2 separate regions of the Homo sapiens genome follow, and region 2 is linked to region 1. The links are chromatin loops, found by intact Hi-C in ENCODE. Cell type or tissue: dorsolateral prefrontal cortex. All regions are shown on one strand. Links, peaks and the distances in the headings refer to the core of each region. The heading gives the core; the rest is flanking DNA. Region 1 holds the start of LOC105371689 (a long non-coding RNA gene). Region 2 overlaps SNRPE (small nuclear ribonucleoprotein polypeptide E).

The links. Hi-C counts contacts between places; a loop is a spot of excess contacts. Peaks named below come from ENCODE experiments on the same cell type or tissue, not always from the same donor. Only the 100,000 strongest peaks of a DNase experiment are listed, where the experiment ranks them.
Region 2: it touches region 1 in a loop (4-fold over the local background); 8 of 110 quality-filtered maps call a loop at or near these places.

Annotation. Positions count from the first base shown.
Region 1 is chr1:203,991,535-204,001,930 of GRCh38, forward strand. LOC105371689 (a long non-coding RNA gene) reads left to right here and starts at 5,252. Exons shown (of 3, transcript XR_922443.4): 1 at 5,252-5,308. RefSeq lists an enhancer at 5,003-5,566. In dorsolateral prefrontal cortex, for the core only: no CTCF peak of the experiment used is centred there; DNase peaks (open chromatin) are centred at 4,767 and 5,417; H3K4me3 peaks cover 765 bases; H3K27ac peaks cover 1,814 bases.
Region 2 is chr1:203,865,741-203,876,136 of GRCh38, forward strand. SNRPE (small nuclear ribonucleoprotein polypeptide E) reads left to right here. Exons shown (of 5, transcript NM_003094.4): 5 at 4,137-5,412. The coding sequence ends at 4,192. It also overlaps the pseudogene KRT8P29. Among named protein-coding and RNA genes, the nearest start is that of SNRPE, 9.3 kb to the left of the region's middle. In dorsolateral prefrontal cortex, for the core only: CTCF peaks have their summits at 5,476 (motif pointing right) and 5,677; a DNase peak (open chromatin) is centred at 5,521; H3K27ac peaks cover 1,690 bases.

The sequences.
Region 1 (10,396 bases), core at 918-8,917:
TTGCTTGAACGTGGAAGGCGGAGGTTGCAGTGAGCTGAGATCTAGCCATTGCACTCCAGCCTGGGAAACAAGAATGAAACTCCATGGGAAAAAAAAAAAATTTTTTTTTGTGGAGACAGGCTCTCGCCATGTTGCCCAGAACTCCTGGGCTGAAGTGATCCTCCCTCCTCAGCCTCTCAAAGTGCTGGGATTACAGGCCTGAACCACCTCACCCAGCCCAATCTGATTCTTGTTTCTTGGTAAATAATCTGTCTTCCCTCTTTAGTAGCTTTTAAGATTTCCCTTTCTTGTTTTCAAGTGTGGCTATGAGTTTTTAAACCTATTCCCTCTCTCATTTTATGTGTTTGGAGAAGGAGGAGGTTTCAACTTTGCTCCACCTGCTGTCTTGACCCAGAACTTGGTTCCTGCATGACTAAATGGAGCAGACTTGCTTTGATGGCATATACTCATTATTTTGAATCATCCACTTTTGTGTAGTGTTGCAAAAACCTCATGCCCCTCAGGCCCTGATAAAGTTTATATACCTATTTGGATTTAAGTGTCATTAACATTGGTGAATGTCTGTGTTTTTTTTAGTTCTTGTGTCTTCTTCTTCTTTTTTTTTTTTTTTTTTTTTTTGAGGCAGTCTTGCTCTGTTGCCCAGGCTGGAGTGCAGTGGTGTAATCTTGGCTCACTGCAACCTCCTCCCTGGTTCAAGCGATTCTCCTGCCTCAGCCTCCCGAGTAGCTGGGATAACAGGCACCCACCACCAAGCCTGGCTAATTTTTGTATTTTTAGTAGAGATGGGGTTTCGCCATGTTGGCCAGGCTGCTCTCGAACTCCTGACCTCAAGCAATCCACCTGCCTCGGGCCTCCCAAATTGCTGGTATTACAGGCATGAGCCACCACGACTGGCCACTTGTGTCTTCTTTTAGAGTTTTTCCCCTTCTCTTCTTTCTGGCTGTAAGCTGCCACTTGATTCCAATGTCCATATACACATCTATAGCAATATTTTGCCTGTTGCTTGGGCTCTACGCTACTCAGAATGATTCCTCCTGCTTCACTGCACAGAACAGATGTACTGTCTCTATGTCTATAGCTCCTGCCTCCAAACTCAGCTTGTGACTTCACTTTCAAAACCCACAGGATTACTCACGTGCTCTAGCAAACAATGGAATATCTCTTATGATTCCTTTTCTTTTTCCAACTAGTTCAGCAAACAAAGAGATGATATAGAAATGTATTTCTTTATTGATAGAACTCATGTACTTCATTAGTGAGGCATTGTACTTGACTTCTAATAACAAAGGCCTAAATTAAAGGACTTAATCTAATAAAAGCTTTTCTCGCCCTGTATAAAAAACTTCAGAGGTATGCAATTTGAAGCTTGTATTGTGGGCTCCTCAGTCATCTGGGCTCAAGCACTTTCTGTTTTTCTGTTTGGCCTTCCTTAACACAAAAGTTTCAAACTCAGTGGCCCTTTGTGGTCACAAGATGGCTGCTGGAGATCCAGTGATCATGACCAGGTTCTATTTATTTATGTATTTATTTTTATTTTTATTTTTTTGGGATGAAGTCTCGCTCTGTCACCCAGGCTGGAGTGCAGTGGTGCGATCTCGGCTCACTGCAACCTCTGCCTCCCAGGTTCAAGCAATTCTTCTGCCTCAGCCTCCTGAGTAGCTGGGATTACAGGTGCATGCCACCAAGCCTGGCTAAGTTTTGTATTTTTAGTAGAGACTGGGTTTCACCATGTTGATCAGGCTGGTCTCGAACTCCTGACCTTGTGATCCACCTGCCTTGGGCTCCCAAAGTGCTGAGATTACAGGCATGAGCCAATGTGCCCTGCTGGTTCTTTTTATTTTTTAAGAGATGAGGTCTTGCTACGTGCCCAGGCTGGACTCAAACTCCTGGGCTCAAGCAGTGATCCTCTTACACGTGCCGCCATGCCTGGCTGATCATAACTACATTCCAGACAGGACAAAGAGGAAAGTGAGAAGGGTGAAAAGATATGCCTACCACCAGAGTTAGCCCCTTTTAAAGTTTCCAGATGCTCTACCTCTTCCACATATATTTCTTCGGCCATCTCTAGCTGTAAGGGAGATACTTTGTTATCTCACATAAATGGAATATATTTCTTTATGCCATTGCTTTTGATTAGTCTGCAGCCTATATTAGCTTACGTCCTTGTTCTCAGCCATATTCTAGTTAGATGAGATATGACTCAATTTTTTTTTTTTTGAGTTGGAGTCTTATTCTGTTCCCTAGGCTAGAGTGCAGTGGCATGATCATGGCTCACTGCAAGGCTGGGCGTGGTGGCTCACGCCTGTAATCTCAGCACTTTGGGAGGCCGAGGCGGGCGGATCACAAGGTCAGGAGTTCGAGAACAGCCTGGCTAACATAGTGAAATCCCATGTCTACTAAAAATACAAAAAAATTAGCCAGGCGTGGTGGCGGGCACCTTTAATCCTAGCTACTCAAGAGGCTGAGGCAGGAGAATCGCTTGAACCTGGGAGGCGGAGGTTGCAGTGAGCCGAGATTGTGCCACTGCACTCCAGCCAGGGTGACAGTGCGAGACTCTGTCTCAAAAAAAAAAAAAATTAATAATGGCTCACTGCAACTTGGAACCCCTGGGCTCAAGCAGTCCTTCCACCTCAGCTTCCTGTGTAGCTGGGATTACAGGTGCATGCCACCATGCCTGGCTAATTTTTAAGTGTTTTGTAGAGGTAAGGTCTTGCTATGTTGCCCTGGCTGGTCTTGAACTTCTGGCCTCAAGTGATCCTCCCACCTTTGGCCTCCCAAGTGCTGTACCAATTTTAAAAAGAAATGTAAATGTTTTTATTTTCATGGCCCTTGGCTGTTTTCAAAGATCATATCAATAACTGTAAAATGGATAAAACACTCACCATCAAAATCATTGAAGGTAGCTAACTTGAAATGCCATCCAGGAACCACTGTAGAATTGGCAACATTGACTCACACTCTTCTCAGTTAGTTCAATTCCACCTTTACTGGGTGCCTATAGCGCTGGCCAGGCACCAGTTACCTGTGGTGAATACAGGAACAATCAAGATTGCCCTGTCCTTGAAGAGTTCCATTTTAGTGCCTTACAAGTAACTGAAGGCAGCGGGAAGCCACCAGTGGTTTTACACAGAGCCAAAAAGTGATCACCTCTATATCTTTGAAAGACAGCTCAGACTACATACGGTGAGTGGGAAGAGTACAGAGGATTGAGGCAGGGGATTTTGTTCTAGAGGCCAAATATTGTTCTGCATTGCTGTGTCATTGCTGTCTGTTAATTGCACCCCACGTTCCGCACCACTTGCCTCATCTATCCCAGAATCTTATCCCTCACCTTTAGATTTTTCTCACCTCAAACCTTCAGTTCCATACCCACCCTACCAGAAGTTCAGGGATAGTCAAAGTGGCTTTCTGAGATCAAGAGTCCACAATGTCTTCATGAATCCATTCTTTGCACATTTACGAAGCTCTGCATATGCTCTGGGCTCTGCGCTATGGGCTAGAGTTGCAAAGGTGGATCAGACTCAATTCTTGCTTCCAAGGCAGGGACAAAGTTTTTTGCTTCTCTTTCTACTTGAAGAGTATTAAGAATCTAAACTGATCTTGGCTAGAGAAGGCAGATAGAGGAGACGGGTGGAGCAAGAATCAGAACAAAAAATGGGTAGCCTGGGATTGATAGCCATGAAATCAGGAGGGCAGATTTGTCCTCAGGGCCCAGTAGTACTTTTCTCTGAAGCCAGAGACGGCCTCCTTCCCTTCCTTTTTCCCTTCTTGCTCCTCTGGTCTCCTCACAGCCAAGCCTGGCTTCCATTCAAACTTTCCGGAAATCCCCTACCCAATTTCCAGCTTTTCAAACAATGACTCTCTGGAGAATATTCCCATTGTCCTTGGAATTAGAACAATGAGAGAGTAGAGCCTCCTCTCTGGCTTCAGACTACATCCCTGCTCCCAGCCAGCCTCCCACCAAAGTAAAAGCTTCCTCGACTCTCCAATCGCTGTTCCCATCTGTAGTGAGGCAGAAAGACAGGGGAAGTATAAGAAAAAGCATTTTCTACAAGTCAACCCAGCCCCTTAAGCACTACCTGGTGCCTTTCTTCTCCCAGCTAGAACTGAGAAGAATCTCTCTACAGGACTGGGATTGGACACCTGCCTATGCTCTGGGTTGGCAAGCAAGCTCCGGGTTTGACTGCTGTGTTTTCTAAATCTCTCTCTCTCTCTTTCTTTTCTTTTTTTTTCTGAGACATAGTCTTGCTCTGTCGCCCAGGCTGGAGTGCAGTGGCGCCATCTCAGCTCACTGCTGCAACCTCCGTCTCCCGGGTTCAAGCGATTCTCCCACCTCAGCCTCCTAAGTAGCTGAGATTACAAGCACCCACCACCATGCTGGGCTAATTTTTGTATTTTTAGTAGAGATGGGGTTTCATCATGTTGGCCAGGCTGGTCTCGAACTCTGGACCTCAAGTGATCCGCCTGTCTTGGTCTCCCAAAGTGCTGGGATTACAGGCGTGAGCCACCGTGCCAGCCTCTAAATCTCTTTTGATGCCTCAGTTTCCCCCCATCATTGAGGTGAGAGGACCCAGAGGCCATTCTGAAGGGATTGGCAGTCTAATTTTCCTCACTGCCTACTCCTCTTCCACTCCCTACTCTGACCCTAGGAGACTCCTGTCCCCTTTCTACCCAGTTCAGCCAAAAGCGCTGCTGGATGGGGAGGGTGCAGGCGGGGCTTTTCTTGCACCATCCTGGCGCCTGACTGGGTCAAGTTACTGGAGGCAGTCTGGATTTGAATGTGCAAATAAACAGAGGTTGCTTTGATCCTTGAGGCTGACAGGGAGGGGGAAGAAAACGGAGTGCCCTGGTCAGAGAAGTGCATGCTGGGCACTTGAAAGAGGGTTTGGGGGATGTGGAGCATGAGCTTGTCCTTATTCCTTTGACTGGACCAAAAACCTAATTTGTTAAAAAAAAAAAAAAATAGAGAGATCTTGAAAGAGTCAGGGACCCACATCAGACATTTCAGACCTCCTCTGGGAACCAAATATTCCAATGGCCTTTCTGCCTTGTCACCAGGAGGGGAGTGGGTTGCTTGAAGCCCACCCTCCCTCAAGGCTCTCTTGCCTTTGGGACATCTTGGGTGCCACTTGGGAGAAGGAGAAGCAGGATGGAACTATGAGGTGTGTGTGGTTCGGGGTGGGGCTGTAGGTTGGGAGGGGGTAGGGCCTATTGTCTCCCTGGGCACCAATCCACAGCCACAGGCAGGCTTAGAGACGGAGAGACAAAGGAGGGAATGGGAGAGCACAAAGGGAGCGGGAATGAAATGGTAAGTAAAGGCAAACAAAAGTGAGCCGGGGGAGACAAAAGCTGGGAACAATATTCCCCAGGCAATAGGCTCGGGAACAATAGGGACACTGACAGCCCCACAAAGACACCAGTGTCTCCAAGTAGACGTTATCTCAGGCAGTGGTTGGCAGCCCCACTCTGGCTGCAGCTATTTTCAGTGCCGCTTTTGTGCCATGCTGAACAATATTCCTTGCATGGCTGCTGATAGAAAGATGAGAAGGTTTCTGTTTGATTCTTCTCTTCCTTCCCTCCCCCCTCCCCTTTTTCCAGCCCCCACCAGCTCCAGGCAGTCTGAGCTCAAGTCTCTGGCCTGGTTAGGGGTGTGTGTGTGTGTGTGTGTGTGTGTGTGTGTGTGTGTGTGTGTGTGTTGGGAAGAGACCAAGTGGGGAGGGTCTCTATCTGGGCTTCCAGTTGCCCTCAATCTTATCAGGGCCTCCATGGAGGGAAGCTAGTAGAGTGGAGATTAGGGCTGGGCCAGTGGGGCTGAGAACTGAGGTGTGCGAGGAGGATCATCAGGGCAGTGGATTCTGCCCTTGCCCCAAATCACAAGACCAGCCTGAGTGAGTGACTATAAAAAGCCCTGCTTAGCAAAGGTTTTGCCTGTTGCTTGGCTATTCACATACATAATAGCCAAGGCCATAAGGGGTCCACCCTGTCATTCCACCCCTTCCTCCTTTGTGCCCACAAGTGTTCCCCACTCTACCCCCATAGCCACTGCTTTCTCCCATTCTTGTTTGTAGTTTTACCAGCCCCTTGACTAGCTCCCAACTTCCCTCCCCACCTCCGCCACTGCCAGATGAACCTAAGAGATCGGGGAAACTAGTCCTAGCTTGGGAAAAGACTGGTATGCACTGGCCCTTCCTTAGGCCTGATGGCCACTCCCACAGGGGTGTCCATGATCTTCATCCACAGTGCTGCTATTCCCCACCAAGTATCTCCCCTGTGTTCCTCCCTAGAGGAACTCTGACCCTAGAACATTGAGTCAGAGGTGTCCTTTCCCAGGGCCCCCTTGTGCATACGGCTGGTGTACTCTTAGTTTTCTCAGTATCTTAGCCCACTATGGCTGCCCCCGTGGGCTTAGATAAACTTTACAGTTTTTCGTCTAGCTGGTCTTCTTCTCCATATTACTATTCTATTCAGGTTATTTTGCTAGGTGGCTAAACTACTAAATTTCAGTTCTCTGACTTCCTCAAAAAAAAAGAGACCAAATTTCTTGGGAAGGCATTTATATAAAAATTTTGGCCAGGTGCTGTGGCTCACACCTGTAATCCCAGCACTTTGGGAGGCTGAGGCAGGCGGATCACGAGGTCAAGAGATCAAGACCATCCTGGCCAACATGGTGAAACCTCATCTCTACTAAAAATAACAAAAATTAGGCCGGGCATGGTGGTTCATGCCTGTAATCCCAGCACTTTGGGTGGCTGAGGCGGCCAGATCACGAGGTCAAGAGATCCAAACCATCCTGGCCAACATGATGAAACCCCTTCTCTACTAAAAACACAAAAATTAGCTGGGCGTGGTGGCATGCACCTGTAGTCCCAACTACTGGGGAGGCTGAGGCAGGAGAATCGCTTGAACCTGGGAGGCGGAAGTTGCAGTAAGCCGAGATCATGCCATTGCACTCCAGCCTGGATGACAGAGCCAGACTCCGTCTCAAAATAAATAAATAAATAAATAAAAATACAAAAATTAGCTGGGCATGGTGGCATGCACCTGTAGTCCCAGCTACTCAGGAGGCTGAGGAAGGAGAATCACTTTAACCTGGGAGGCAGAAGTTGCAGTGAGCCAAGATCACACCACTGCACTCCAGCCTGGCGACAGAGTGAGACTCCGTCTCAAAAAAAAAAATTTTCAAGCACAATGCTGTCCTGAGTCTAGACACTCAGGTTGACCCAGAAGGTTGAGTCATTGTGTAATCTGTGGGACTTGTGGCTATTTGTCCAGTGTTTTTTTTGTTTGTTTGTTTTTTTGTTTTTTTTTTTTCGAGATGGAGTCTCATTCTTGTTGCCCAGGCTGGAGTGCAATGGCATGATCTCAACTCGCTGCAACCTCTGCCTCCCAATTTCAAGTGATTATCCCACCTCAGCCTCCCGAGTAGCTGGGATTACAGGCACCTGCCACCATGCCCAGCTAATTTTTGTATTTTTAGTAGAGACGGGGTTTCACCATGTTGGCCAGGCTGGATATTTGTCCAGCTTTCTAAATATAAGTTCGCTTTTTGAAGGCAGAAAACACTTTCATACCTCTATTGGCTACTTCATGGCATCATGGTACACAATGAGTTCTTAATGAACACTTGCTGAATTGGACTGAATTTAGAGAATCAGAAGGGACCTTAAAGCTCATCTAATACCTTACTACTCAAAATGTTGTCTCTGGCTCAGCAGCATCAGCATCACCTGAGAACTTGATAGAAATGCAGAATCTCAGACTTCCTGAATCAGCATCTGCATTTTAACAAGCTCCCCAGGTAATCCATATGCTCCTGAAGACACAGACAACTGGTCTAGTACAGCTACTGCCTCCCTGCCTTCCCCAAACTACTACCTGTTTTATAACATTATCACCATCCATCACCTAGAATCTTAGAAACCATGAGCCAGACTAGGCCATCCAGCTGGCAACTACAGAAAGACCTCGGTGGACATGAGCTTACTATCTGTGGTAACAGTCAGTTCCATGGTTGGAATAAAATCATATGGAACAGAATTAAATTTGCATGAAACAGCCTTGGGAATGGGACTTTGCACTTAGTATATACTCAATCAAAGACTGTTGAGGAAAAGGTCTAAATAATCTATTATTACCTCTCTTGAATGATTACTATGATAGTTCATTTTATGTGTCAACTTGACTGGGACATGAGGTGCCCAGACATTTGGTCAAACATTATTCTGGGCATGCCTGTGGAAGCATTTCTGGATGAGATAAACATATGAATCAGAAGACTGAGTGAAGCAGATTCTCTTCCCTAATATGGGTAGGCCTTATTCAGTCAAAAGCCTGAATAGAACAAAAATGCTCAGTAAAAGGGAATTTTGTCTGTCTGACTGCTTGAGCTAGGATATTGGTCTTCTGCCTTTGGACTCTAATGGAAACATAAGCTCTTTGTGGGTCTCAATCTTGACTTTTGGACTTGAATTTACACCACTTGCTGTCTGGTTCTCAGGCCTTCAGACTTGGACTAGAACTACACCATTGCTGTCTTAGGTCTCTAGATTGCTGACTGCAGATTTTGCAAATTCTTAGCCTCGATAATCACATGAACCAATTCCCCTAATACCTCTTTCTTGCCCTGTTTCTCTCTCACATCACAGACACACACACACACACACACACACACACACACACTGTTTGTACTGTTTCCCTGGAGAACTCTGGCTGATACATTTTTTTGGTAGTGAGACATGAGGTAGTGCTGTAACAAATATCTAAACATGTAGAAGTGGCTTTGGAACTGGGTAATGGGTAGAAGCTGCAAGATTTTTGAAGTGCACACTAGAAACATAGATGTTAAGGGTAATTCTGGTGAAATGTCAGACAGAAATGAGGATCATGTTACTGGAAACTGGAGCAAAGGAAACCTGTTATAAAATGGTGAAGAAGACTGGGTGTGGTGGCTCACGCCTGTAATCCCAGCACTTTGGGAGGCTGAGGTGGGCAGATCACTTGAGGCCAGGAATTTGGGACCAAACTGGCCAACATGGTGAAACCTTGTCCATCTCTACTAAAAATACAAAAATTAGTGGAGTGAGGTAGCACACACCTGTAGTCCCAGCTACTTGGAAGGCTGAGGCATGAGAATTGCTTGAACCCAGAAGGCAGAGGTTGCAGTGAGCCAAGATGATACCACTGCACTCCAGCATGAGTGACAGAGAAAGACTCTGTATCAAAAACAAATAAATAAATAGAGTGGTGAAGAACTTGGTTAAAGAGGGTTTTGTGAAAAGTAGAACTTGTGAGCAATATAACTGGATATTTAGCCAAGGAGATTTCTAAGCAGAGTATTGAAGGAGCAACTTTGTTCCTCCTGACTGCTTACAGCAAAATGGGAAAGGAGAGAAATTAGTTGAAGAAGGAATTGTTAAGCATAAAGGAACCAGAAATAGAGGATTTGGGAAAGTCTATCCATACTGAAAAAAAAAAAAACAAGAAAGAAAAAAGAAAAAGCTTATTCTGAAAAGAAAACTGAAACTAAAACTATTTGATAAAGAGGTCATGAGTAAGACTCATAAACTTCATCAACCATCTTAGCAAAAGCCAGGAATAGAGATGGAATTATACCAGCAAAGACACTGACAGTTTGAACCAAATAAAGTGGAAAGAGAAAACAAGATGAAATGAAAGAAGGCTATTGGACTTCTTAGATCCTTATTCTGCAAGTAAAGTGAAGAATGACCTCAAAGGTGATTCAGATACCATCAGGGCTGCCTCCTTGGTTTCAAAGTGGGGGGGTGATTGCCTCAGTTTCAAGTGGCCAGACAGCCACTGACTGAAGCCTTGTGGGTGGGGCCACACTGTGGAGCCCTGAGGGTGTAAATCCCTGTGGGTGCAGAGCTGTGGAGGCGAGACTGCTTCCCTAGTAGGTCCTAAATGTGGGACAGACTCCCCAGTGGGTCTGAAAGGCGGAGCATTGAGCCAAAGAGCATTATTCTTCAGGCTTAAAATTTAGTAGAATTTGACTTGCTAGATTTTGGACTTGCTTGGGATCATCATCCCTTTCTTCCCTCCAGTTTCTCCCTTTTGGAATGGGAATGTCTATCCTATGGCTGTCCACCATTGTATTTGGAAGTATGTAACTTGTCTGGTTTCACAGGCTCACAGCTGGAGAAGAATTTTGCCTGAGGATGAATGTACTGCAAGTCTCACCCATATCTGATTTAGATGATATTTAGATGAGACTATGGACTTTAGAATTGATGCTGGAATGTGTTAAGAGTTTAGGGAAGATGTAAATATAACAAAAGTTTAAAAAAGAAGATGTAAATATAATAAATTTTTTAAAAAAATTTTTAATTGGTATACAAGCCAGGTGCAGTGGCTCACGCCTGTAATCCCAACACTCTGG
Region 2 (10,396 bases), core at 1,062-9,061, 130 kb before region 1:
TTACTGACTGGCTATAAACTGGGTCCCATGACCCCTCCGTTGGTTTGATTAATTTGCTAGAGCAGCTCACAGAACTCGGGGAAACACTTGTATTTACTGGTCTGTTATAAAGGATATTACAAAAAGTACAGATGAAGAGATGCGTAGGGCAAGGCATATAGGAAGGGATGCGAAGCTTTTGTGCCCTCTGCAAGCTCACCACTCTGGGAACCTCCACATGTTGAGCTATCAGAACCCCATTGTTTTCAGTTTTTATGTAAGCTTCATTATGTAGGCATGACTGATTAAATTGGCCGTTGGTGATCAGCTTAACCTTCAGCTCCTTTCCTCCTCCCCGGGTGGGAGGGTGGGGCTGAAAGTCCGACATCACTAATGCCTTGGTCCTTTCAGTGAGCAGCTCCCATGCTGAAACGTTGTAGGGGCTGCTGGCCATCAGTCAATCATTAGCATACAAAAAGGCAACATCTTAGAGATTCTAAGGATTTTAGGAGTTGTATGGGATTGAAGACCAAGTAAATATTTTGCAGTATCACACCTTGGCTCTACGATATTATACTTGGGTTTTTATTTTTCACTTCTGGCTATTTTTCAGACTTATATATTCATTCTTGGGACCCAATCACTAAATGAGTTGCTCCAGGCTTGGTTCTAGGCCCTCCTGTCATTCAGTATTGTCTGCCTAGGCACTGGAGTACAGCTTCAGTTACCATCTATAAATACTGACTCCCAAATTTGTTTGTCTGGGCCTATTCACCATTTCTACTTGAATGTTTCAAAGGCTTCTTAAAGTCAGCATATCAGAAAGCAAACTCAATTCCAACTCACACTGTTTAGAGCTATTGTATTATTATTTCCTGCCTTATTGAATGGCACCAGTTTCCAGTTCAGCTTACTAATTGATTTCTCTGCAGCTACCTCCAGTTTGCTTTCCAGGCCTCACTCATCTTTTAAAAACACCAGTCTGAACATATGTCATCCCTTTGCTTGAAATACTGCAATGACTTCCTGTTGCTGTTAGGATAAAAAAAAATCTAATGATTCTGCAAATCTAATGATCTTCATGATCTAGTCTTATCTCCCTCTGCTCATCTCGTATCACTGCCTCACTTTCTGAGCTTTAGCAACACTTGTCTTATTTCAGTTCTTTGAATCTGCAGATTTGCCCAACCATTAATCTTTGTATATGATATTCCTTGTGTCTGTAGAGCTCAGATCAAATATCACTTCTTTTAAGACAGCGGTCCCCTAGGCCAGGTGCAGTGGCTCACACCTGTAATCCCAGCACTTTGGGAGGCCGAGGCGGGTGGATTACGAGGTCAGGAATTCAAGACCATCCTGGCTAACATGGTGAAACCCTGTCTTTCCTGAAAAAAAAAAAAAAAAAAAAAAATTAGCTGGGCATGGTGGCGGGTGCCTGTAGTTCCAGCTACTCGGGAGGCTGAGGCAGGAGAATGGCGCGAACCTGGGAGGCGGAGCTTGCAGTGAGCTGAGATCACGCCACTGCGCTCCAGCCTGGGCGACACAGCGAGACTCTGTCTCAAAAAAAAAAAAAAAAACAGTGGTCCCCAACCATTTTGGCACCAGGGACCGGTTTTGTGGAAGACAATTTTTCTGTGGACTGGGGTGTGGGGGATGGCTTTCGGATGATTCAGGCACATTACATTTATAGTGCACTTTATTATTATTACATTGTAATATATAATGAAATAATTATACAACTCACCATCATGTAGAATCAGTGGGAGCCCTGAGCCTGTTTTCCCACAACTAGACAGTCCCATCTGGGGGTGATGGGAGACAGTGACAGATCATCAGGCATTAGGTTCTCATAAGGAGTGCGCAACCTAGATCCCTCTTTGCCCGGTTCACAATAGGTTTTGCGCTCCTATGAGAATCTAAGGCTTCCACTGATATGACAGGAGGCAGAGCCCAGGCGGGAATACTAGTGATGGGGAGTGGCTGTAAATACAGATGAAGCTCCGCCACCTCGCCCACTGCTCACCTCTTGCTGTGTGACCCAGTTTCTAACAGGGACCAGGACTGGTACTGGTCTGTGGCCCAGGGGTTAGGAAGCCCTGCTCTAAAAAGTTCAAAGTTTAATTTGGTTTTGCTGGGGATGGGGGAAGGCGGGATTATGTGCTCCCTGAGTTTGTAGTAAAACCTTTATTATTGAAATTATTTTATTAGTGTCTCTCCTGTTATCAGATGCTTCACCGTAAGTGTATGAGTCATGCCTTTTTTGATCCCAGTGTGCTCAGTACCTAACTCAATGCCTGGCACATAATAGAAACTAAAAAATATTTGAACAATGAATGGTATTTCTTTCTTTTGTTTTTGGAGACAGAGTCTCTGTCGCTCAGGCTGGAGTGTAATGACGTGATTTTGGCTCACTGCAACCTCTGCCTCCCAGGTTCAAGCAATTCTCCTGCCTTAGACTCCCAAGTAGCTGGGACTACAGGCGTGTACCACCACGCCTGGCTGATTTTTTGTGTTTTAGTAGAGACGGGGTTTCACTGTGTTGCCCAGGCTGGTCTCTAACTTCTGAGCTCAGGCAATCCACCTGCCTCGGCCTCCCAAATGCTGGGATTACATGTGTGAGCCACTAAGCCTGGCAATGAATGGTATTTCTTAACCCAGTTAATGAATGGTCTTAGGATTCACGGTTTCATCAAGACACACTGAATCATTTCTGTTAACATCCCATTCACTTGAGGTTTATTTAGGCATTTTGTCTTTATTTGTTAAATGCTCACTAATACTTTTATCAGTGGTGGGTTTCAGGTGTCTCTCTTTCAGACCCTCAGGATTCTCTTCAACCTGAACTAGATATATGGAAAGTAGATTCTGAGAAGCAGTATGGTGTTTCGCTGGCTGCTTCCTGCTTAGACTATTTTTATGAAAGCCTGGGTTTTTTAGATTTATTGTTATTTATTTATTTATTTTTTTGGAGACGGAGTCTCACTCTGTCTCCCAGGCTTGAGTGCCATGGCACAATCTCAGCTCACTGCAACCTCCACCTCCTGGGTTCAAGCGATTCTCCTGCCTCAGCCTCCCAAGTAACTGGGATTACAGGGCATGCCACCACACCTGGCTAATTTTTTGTATTTTAGTAGAAGACGGGGTGTCACCGTGTTGTCCAGGCTGGTCTCGAATCCTAAGCTCAGGCATTCCACCCACCTTGGCCTCCCAAAGTGCTGGGATTATAGGTGTGAGCCACCATACCCAGCCGGGTTTTTTAGATTTAAAGATGTCTTGCCAGGACGGGCAAGCTTAGCCTTACTGAGGTCATATTATTCATAAATTATTTACCAACTGTTGAATTCCCATGGTAGTATTTATCCTGTAGAATAGAATGTTATTAATACCTGCAGAAGCCTGGGAAAGTAGAACAGTTTAATTACTGTTGGAGTTGATCAACGTGTCTCAAACCGTTCTACCAGTGAACACCAGTGTTCCTGAAGATGTTTATAAATTTCTCAGAAAAGTATTGTCTTAAATAACCTTAGGAAATTTTGGGTAAAACAGGTTTGTTTATTGTAGGATGGAGTCTTTTTTTTTTTTTTTTTTTTTTTTTTTTTTTTTTGGAGATGAATTTTGCTCTTGTTGCCCAGGCTGGAGTGCAATGGTGCCATCTTGGCTCACTGCAACCTCCGCCTCCCGGATTCAAGCAATTCTCCTGCCTCAGCCTCCCAAGTAGCTGGGATTACAGGCACGCGCCACCAGGCTCTGCTAATTTTGTATTTTTAGTAGAGATAGGGTGGAGTCTTTAATATACTAACAGCTTTAAGAATGGAGTTATAATATGCTGTATTTCCCAAACTTGACATACGACTCATTTCCAAACTTTTATTACAAATTCAGCATTGGGAAATGTTGTATGAGGCCTATTGAGTTGACTTAGTCCATAGAAATGATATTTGTCATGAAATGTCATCTACCTATGTTAGTCTCTTGAAAAGATAAATGTATTCTAATGGAGCCAGAAAGCCTTTCACTATATGGACACTTGAAAATGTTCACATATTTTTATAAGAAAGCATTTTCAAAATATTGTTCAAAAACTGGATACAAAATTCTGAGAGTAAAACATCTGAGTGTGTGGCTATTAATAGCTTTTTGTTGTTTTTGTGTTGCAGGTCGGATCATGCTAAAAGGAGATAATATTACTCTGCTACAAAGTGTCTCCAACTAGAAATGATCAATGAAGTGAGAAATTGTTGAGAAGGATACAGTTTGTTTTTAGATGTCCTTTGTCCAATGTGAACATTTATTCATATTGTTTTGATTACCCTCGTGTTACTACAAGATGGCAATAAATACTATGGGATTGTTTGTATTAAAAAATTTACATTGCTTCTTACTATTCAGCAGTAGAAACTTTTTACACAGTAACACCATTCGTTGCTGGTATTTAGTTTTCTGAAGGGTCGCAGTTGCCTTGAGCACTTGGTATTCGCAGAGCTTGGACCTGTAGATTTTGAGGCAGATTAGGAATTCTGCCTGATGGGTAAGCTTCCAGTATTGGGAGGTGGAGAAGGGGAGGGTTCAGAAAAATAAATAAGAGTTATTGCACTAACAAAAGTCTTCATCACTTGTAGTTCTGGATGCTGGAATACCAGAGTTTCTAACCTAAATATGTTGGGTACATTATTTAATGGGGTCAGTATTGCTCAACACTCTCATTGAGTCACTGTGAGGTCTTTGTGAATTTTATCGCTAAGATCAGAATGTGAGAAGTATTTGGATATAGGGAAAGAATGAAGTGCCTTTCAAGTACATTAAAAATCAGTTAAGAGTTTACAGGAAAGAGACTGAGATTGGTAATCTGAAAAGGACCACAAGCATAGCTGGTAGGCAAATTGTTAGGCAGAATAATGGTATGTTGGAGAAATACACCTGTCTCTTATTCTTATCTCTTAAGAATTTTGGTTCTTCCCCCAGTGATTGCTGGTTGAATTCTTATATGGACAGGTTTCCCTTCCCCCAGTATCGCACATGGTTCTAGTTAGAATCCTGTTAGATAGTGAGCATCTGCTGTTAGCTAGACACTGTTGAATCAATACAGTGAAACAGACAGGTAAGCAGGTGGTTTTAATGCCTCATTCTAAGTGCTATTTAAATTGGATCTTGAAAGATGAATAAGGCCTGCCTTAAGTTCTGCTAAAGGCCATGTTGTTATTAAGGACGGGTGAGGAAGGACCAAGAAGTCTGGCTCCTGCTTTTCTACATGCCTGTGAAGGAGACTTTTCATGAAACTGAATAAAAGAAATCCTTTCCGAGATAGAGGAGATTTGTAGGTGAATGCAGAAGTGTATCCAGCTTTGAACCATGCATTCCATCTATATTCCTCCTGTCTGAACTCATGCTCTTTTGATTATGTTTTGAAATAAAGGGCTGCATTAGTTCTTTTAACATTTGAGTTTGAAATTAATTAAACTGATCACAACATGCAAAGAAAACATTGGGCAGCAGAGGGAGTTACAGCCCTGAGACTGCTTCAGCCCTGCTGGTGAGAAGATTGAATTGAAGCTTTTTCAGAGCAGAGCAAAGACCTCCCTGCAGCTTTCTTGGCACCAGAATAGCTGGGAAGAAGGATAAAAGCCCAGAGGAGTATAATCTCTAAGAAAACCTGCTGGCTGCCTTTTCCATTTCCCTGTGTGGCCTTTCTGACCTGGCTGCCCTGTGGAAGCAGAGCTGTGCCTGCTGTGGCTTATTCTGAATGGATCAAGACATGGAAGGTTCTATTTTTGACAGAGCAAATGATGATAGTGAGAATTAAGGTACAGTGAACTCTTACAATTGAGCTCTGTATTTAGAAATCTCTGCTTGCTTTCCTGCTCTACTGGAGCCTGTGGTGTTTGCTTTTTAAGTTGTACTTTTCCACCATCTCTAGATTGTTTCTTCCAACCAGAATTTACGAGAGGCGTTGCTCTCTGCCTCGTTAAGGTTACTAAAACATCCTGCTGGGAAGCTGCTCTTGTTGGCAGCCCTGGGTTATGTCAGCTTTTCTGGAATGGCTGTTGGTTGCTGAGGGGGTCTTGATAGACACCCCTAACCCTCATAGCATTCTTGAAGCAGGGGGTGGGAGGAATAGAGAATCAGGCTCTGAAAGAAAAGTGGTGATGTGGGCCTGCTGTTCAATTAGTAGCAGGTAGGCAGAAGGAAAAGTTTGAAAATCATAGGATATTGTGCTTTGGGGTGCCAGCTCTTGCCATATCACACTTGTCAACAGTTTCAGGATTAGAGAGTGTACCTCTAATTTGGATTAAGGCATTATGGGCTGGGAAGTGTCATGGTGGGGTAAGCCTAATAGCATCTCAGGTTAACTGGATAACACAGGCATTTTCCTTAACTAAACTATCTACTCATTCATGCTTTTGTGAGGAATTGCTTGTTAGAACTTTATTGTTGAGACAGAGTCTTGCTCTGTTGCCCAGGCTGGAGTGCAATGGCACAATCACAGTTCACTGTGACCTTGACCTCCTGGGCTCAAGTGATTCTCCCACTTAAGCGCCCCGAGTAGCTGGGACCACAGGCACACACCACCAAGCCTGGCAGTTTTTTTGTTTTTTGTTTTTTTTAATGGCAGAGGTAGTTGAGGCTTTATTTTGGAAAAAACAAAAAACAAATTGTTTTATAGCTGGAGTCATGGGCCAGGGGGGTACCCCAGGCAATAAACTCCCTCCATGAGTGGGCTGAGAGCTAGGACTGAGCCTCTCTTAGGTGAGGCTATGTTCACTTCTGTTCCCTATGCTCCCCTGCACAGTGGCCTCTTCCACAGGCTCTGGGGCATCCACAGGAAGGGATGGGCTGGGAGGGGCTGCCATGGCCATTTACTTGGGCAGGACATCAGAGGACTTGGACACCAGCTTCCCATCTCGCGTCTCTATTTTCTTTACAACTACGGCACCTGGAGGAACCCTGGAGAAGCTGGTGCGGCTGAAGGAGCTAGAGCCCCTGCCAGAGCCAAAGCTGGAGCCTAGCCATAGATGAGGCCAGGGCTTGTGAGGCCCCATAGGCCAAGCTCAGTGCACCTGAGCAGCCATTGGTGGTCTTTATATATATACTTATGTTCGGCATCCCAGACTCCAGCCTGTTCTTGTTGCCCTCCAGCAGCTTCATGTAGGTGGCAACCTCTGTGTCCAGGGCCAGCTTGACATTCCTCAGCTCCTAGTATGCCTGCTTGGGGGTGGTGTCTTTTAAAAAAAAAAATTATTTTTAAATTTTTATTTATTTTTTTGAGACTGGGTTATAAGACTAGCTAATTTTTGTATTTTTGTTAGAGGACTTTGCTGTGTTGCCCAGGCTGGTCTCGAACTCCTGGCCTCAAACAATCCATCTGCCTCGGCCTCCCAAGGTACTGGGATTAACAGAGGTGAGCCACTGCAGCCAGCCGCATTGCTGTCCTTAATGGCGGCTCCCACGCTGCTTGGCATTCGTGATGGCAGCCTCCAGGGAAGTCTTCTGGCCTTTGAGGCTCTCAGTCTCAGCCTGGAGCCAGCTGATGTTCTGGTTCATTTCAGAGATTTTTGTCTTTGTGCGACACATCATCTTCATGCTTCCCAGCCAGTGTCTGCAGTTCCTCGTACTTGATCTGGTGTGTGTTCTCAGCCTGGCCCAGCTGTGGTTGGCAATCTCGTACTGGTCCTTGACCTCAGTGGTGATGCTGTCTGTGTCCGTGGAGTGGCTGTTGTCCATGGACAGGACCACAGATGTGTCCAAGATCTAGGACTGCAGCTCCTGGATCTCCTCTTCATACAGCTGCCTGATGAAATTGATCTCGTCAATCAGCCCTTCCATGCAAGACTCCAGCTCTACATTCTTCATGTAAGCTTTGTCCGTAAACTTCTTGATGAAGACAAATGCATTGTCCATCTCTGTACACTTATTGATCTCATCCTCATGCTTATTCTTGAAGTCCTCCAGCAGCCCCTCCATGTTGCCAAGCTCTGCCTCCAGCTTCAGCTGCTCCTGGCCCAGAATGTACAGCTGCTGCTGAAGGTTGTTGATGTAGCTCTCGAGCATGTTGTCCATGTTGCTCTGTGCCGTCTTCTGCTGCTACTGGAGGCTACACTTGCTCTGCAGCATCTTGTTCTGCTGCTCCAGGAGCTGTATCGTGTCAGTGATGGAGGCAAACTTATTGTTAAGAGTCTTGATCTGCTCTTTCTCCTGGGTACACATGGCCTGGATGTTCGGTTACACCTCCAGCTTAAGGGGGCTCAGCAGGCTCTGGTTCATCATGATGGCTGTGATGCTGCCCATTACCACTGGCCCTGCTATAGCCTCCACTCAGACCCAGGCCACCCCAGAAGCACTGCTGCTACCCACTTGGGAGAGCCTTGAGGAGCTAATGCAGCATTGGGCCTATTCATTTAGAAGCAGCTGCTGAAGACCCAGGGACCAGAGGTGGATACCTTGTAGGACTTCTGGGTCACCCTGATGAACATGGTAGAGGCAAGAGTGGAGGCAGATGGTCCAAACCAGGCAGAGATTTGAGAGGGAGTAGAGAAGCTACATCTAGGTATAATTTTTAATTTTTTTTTTTGTAAAGATGGGATCGCACCTTGTTGCCCAGGCTAGTCTCAAACTCCTGAGGTCAAGCAATCCTCCTGCTTTGGCCTCCCAAAGTGCTGGGATTACAGGTGTGAGCCACTGCGCTCAGCAAAACTTTATTTTTAAGGTAGCTTGAGAACTTAAGTCTATTAGTACCTGGAGATGAACTTAAAAGTTATATCCAATGGAATTATTAAAAATTTAAAAGTATTAGCTTAGTACATTTTTATGATCAAAATCCAAACAGTATATAGAAATAGAAAAAAAATTGCTCCTTTTCCTACTAGTATTCTCCTTAGATGAGCACTGTTAAGAGTTAGATACTTATCCTTCTAAACTTCATACTAATAGGTATAGGTTGTTTTGTTTATCATTTTGGTATTTTATTCCTTTTTTAAAAAATTAGTTTTACGTTGAGTGCAGTGGCTTACACCTGTAATTCCAGCACTTTGGGAGGCTGAGGCAGGAGGATCACATGAGTTTAGGAGTTCGAGACCAGCCTAGGCAACATGGTGAGACCCCATTTCTTTTTTTCTTTTTTTTTATTTTTGAGACGGAGTTTCGCTCTCTTTGCCCAGGCTGGAGTGCAATGGCATGATCTCGGCTCACCACAACCTCCACCTCCAGGGTTCAAGCAATTCTCCTGCCTCAGCCTCCCAAGTAGCTGGGATTACAGGCATGCACCACCATGCCTGGCTAAATTTTTTTGTAATTTTAGTAGAGATGGGGTTTCTCCATGTTGGTCAGGCTGGTCTCGAACTCCCAACCTCAGGTGGTCCACTGCCTCGGCCTCCTAAAAAGTGCTGGGATTACAGGTGTGAGCCACTGCGCCTGGCCTGTGAAACCCCATTTCTATAAAAAATAAATTTTAAAAAAGCCAGTTAGGGCTGTGGTCCCAGCTACTTCAGAGGTTGAGGCAGGAGGATTACTTGTGCCTAGGAGGTTGATAGAGGCTACAGTGAGCTACGTTTATGCCACTGCATTCCAGCCTGGGTGACAGTGAGACCCTGACTCAAAAGAATAAAAAATTGTTTTGAATTGTGGTAAAGTACACATATATTTACCATCTTAACCGTTTTTAAGTGTACAGTTCAGTAGTGTTAAGTATATTCACATTGTGCAACCAATCGCCAGAACTTTTCATCTTGCAGGACTGAAACTCTGTACCTATTAACTCTACATTTTCCCTAATCCCCTGGCAATCACCATTCTTCCTTTCTCTGATTTTTTCTGTTCTAAGTACTTAATATAATAGGATCACGCAGTATTTGTCTCTTTGTGACTGGCTTATTTTATTTAGCATAATGTCCTCAAGCTTCATTCATGTTATAGAAAACGTCAGAATTTTTTTTTCCGTTTTTTTGGGGGACCATGGGATGAAGACAGAGTCTCGCTCCGTCACCCAGGCTGGAGCGCAGTGATGCGATCTCGGTTCACTGCAACTTCCACCTCCCAGGTTCAAGTGATTCTCATGCCTCAGCCTCCTGTGTAGCTTGGACTACAGGTGTGTGCCACCATGCCTGGCTAATTTTTTCATACATTTAGTAGAGGCAAGGTTTCACTGTGTTAGCCAGGCTGGTCTTGGAACTCCTGGCCTCAAGTGATCCACCCGCCTCAGCCTTCCAAGTGCTGGGATTACAGGCGTGAGCCACCATGCCCAGCCTCTTTCTTTCTTTTTAAGGCTGAATAATATTCCATTGTATCCACATTTCACATTTTGTTTATTCGTCCATTGATGCACCATCTGGGTTGCTTCCATCTTTGCCTATAGTGAATAATATTGCTATGACCATGGGTATACAAACTTCTCTTTGAGAACATGCTTTCAGTTCTTTTGGATATA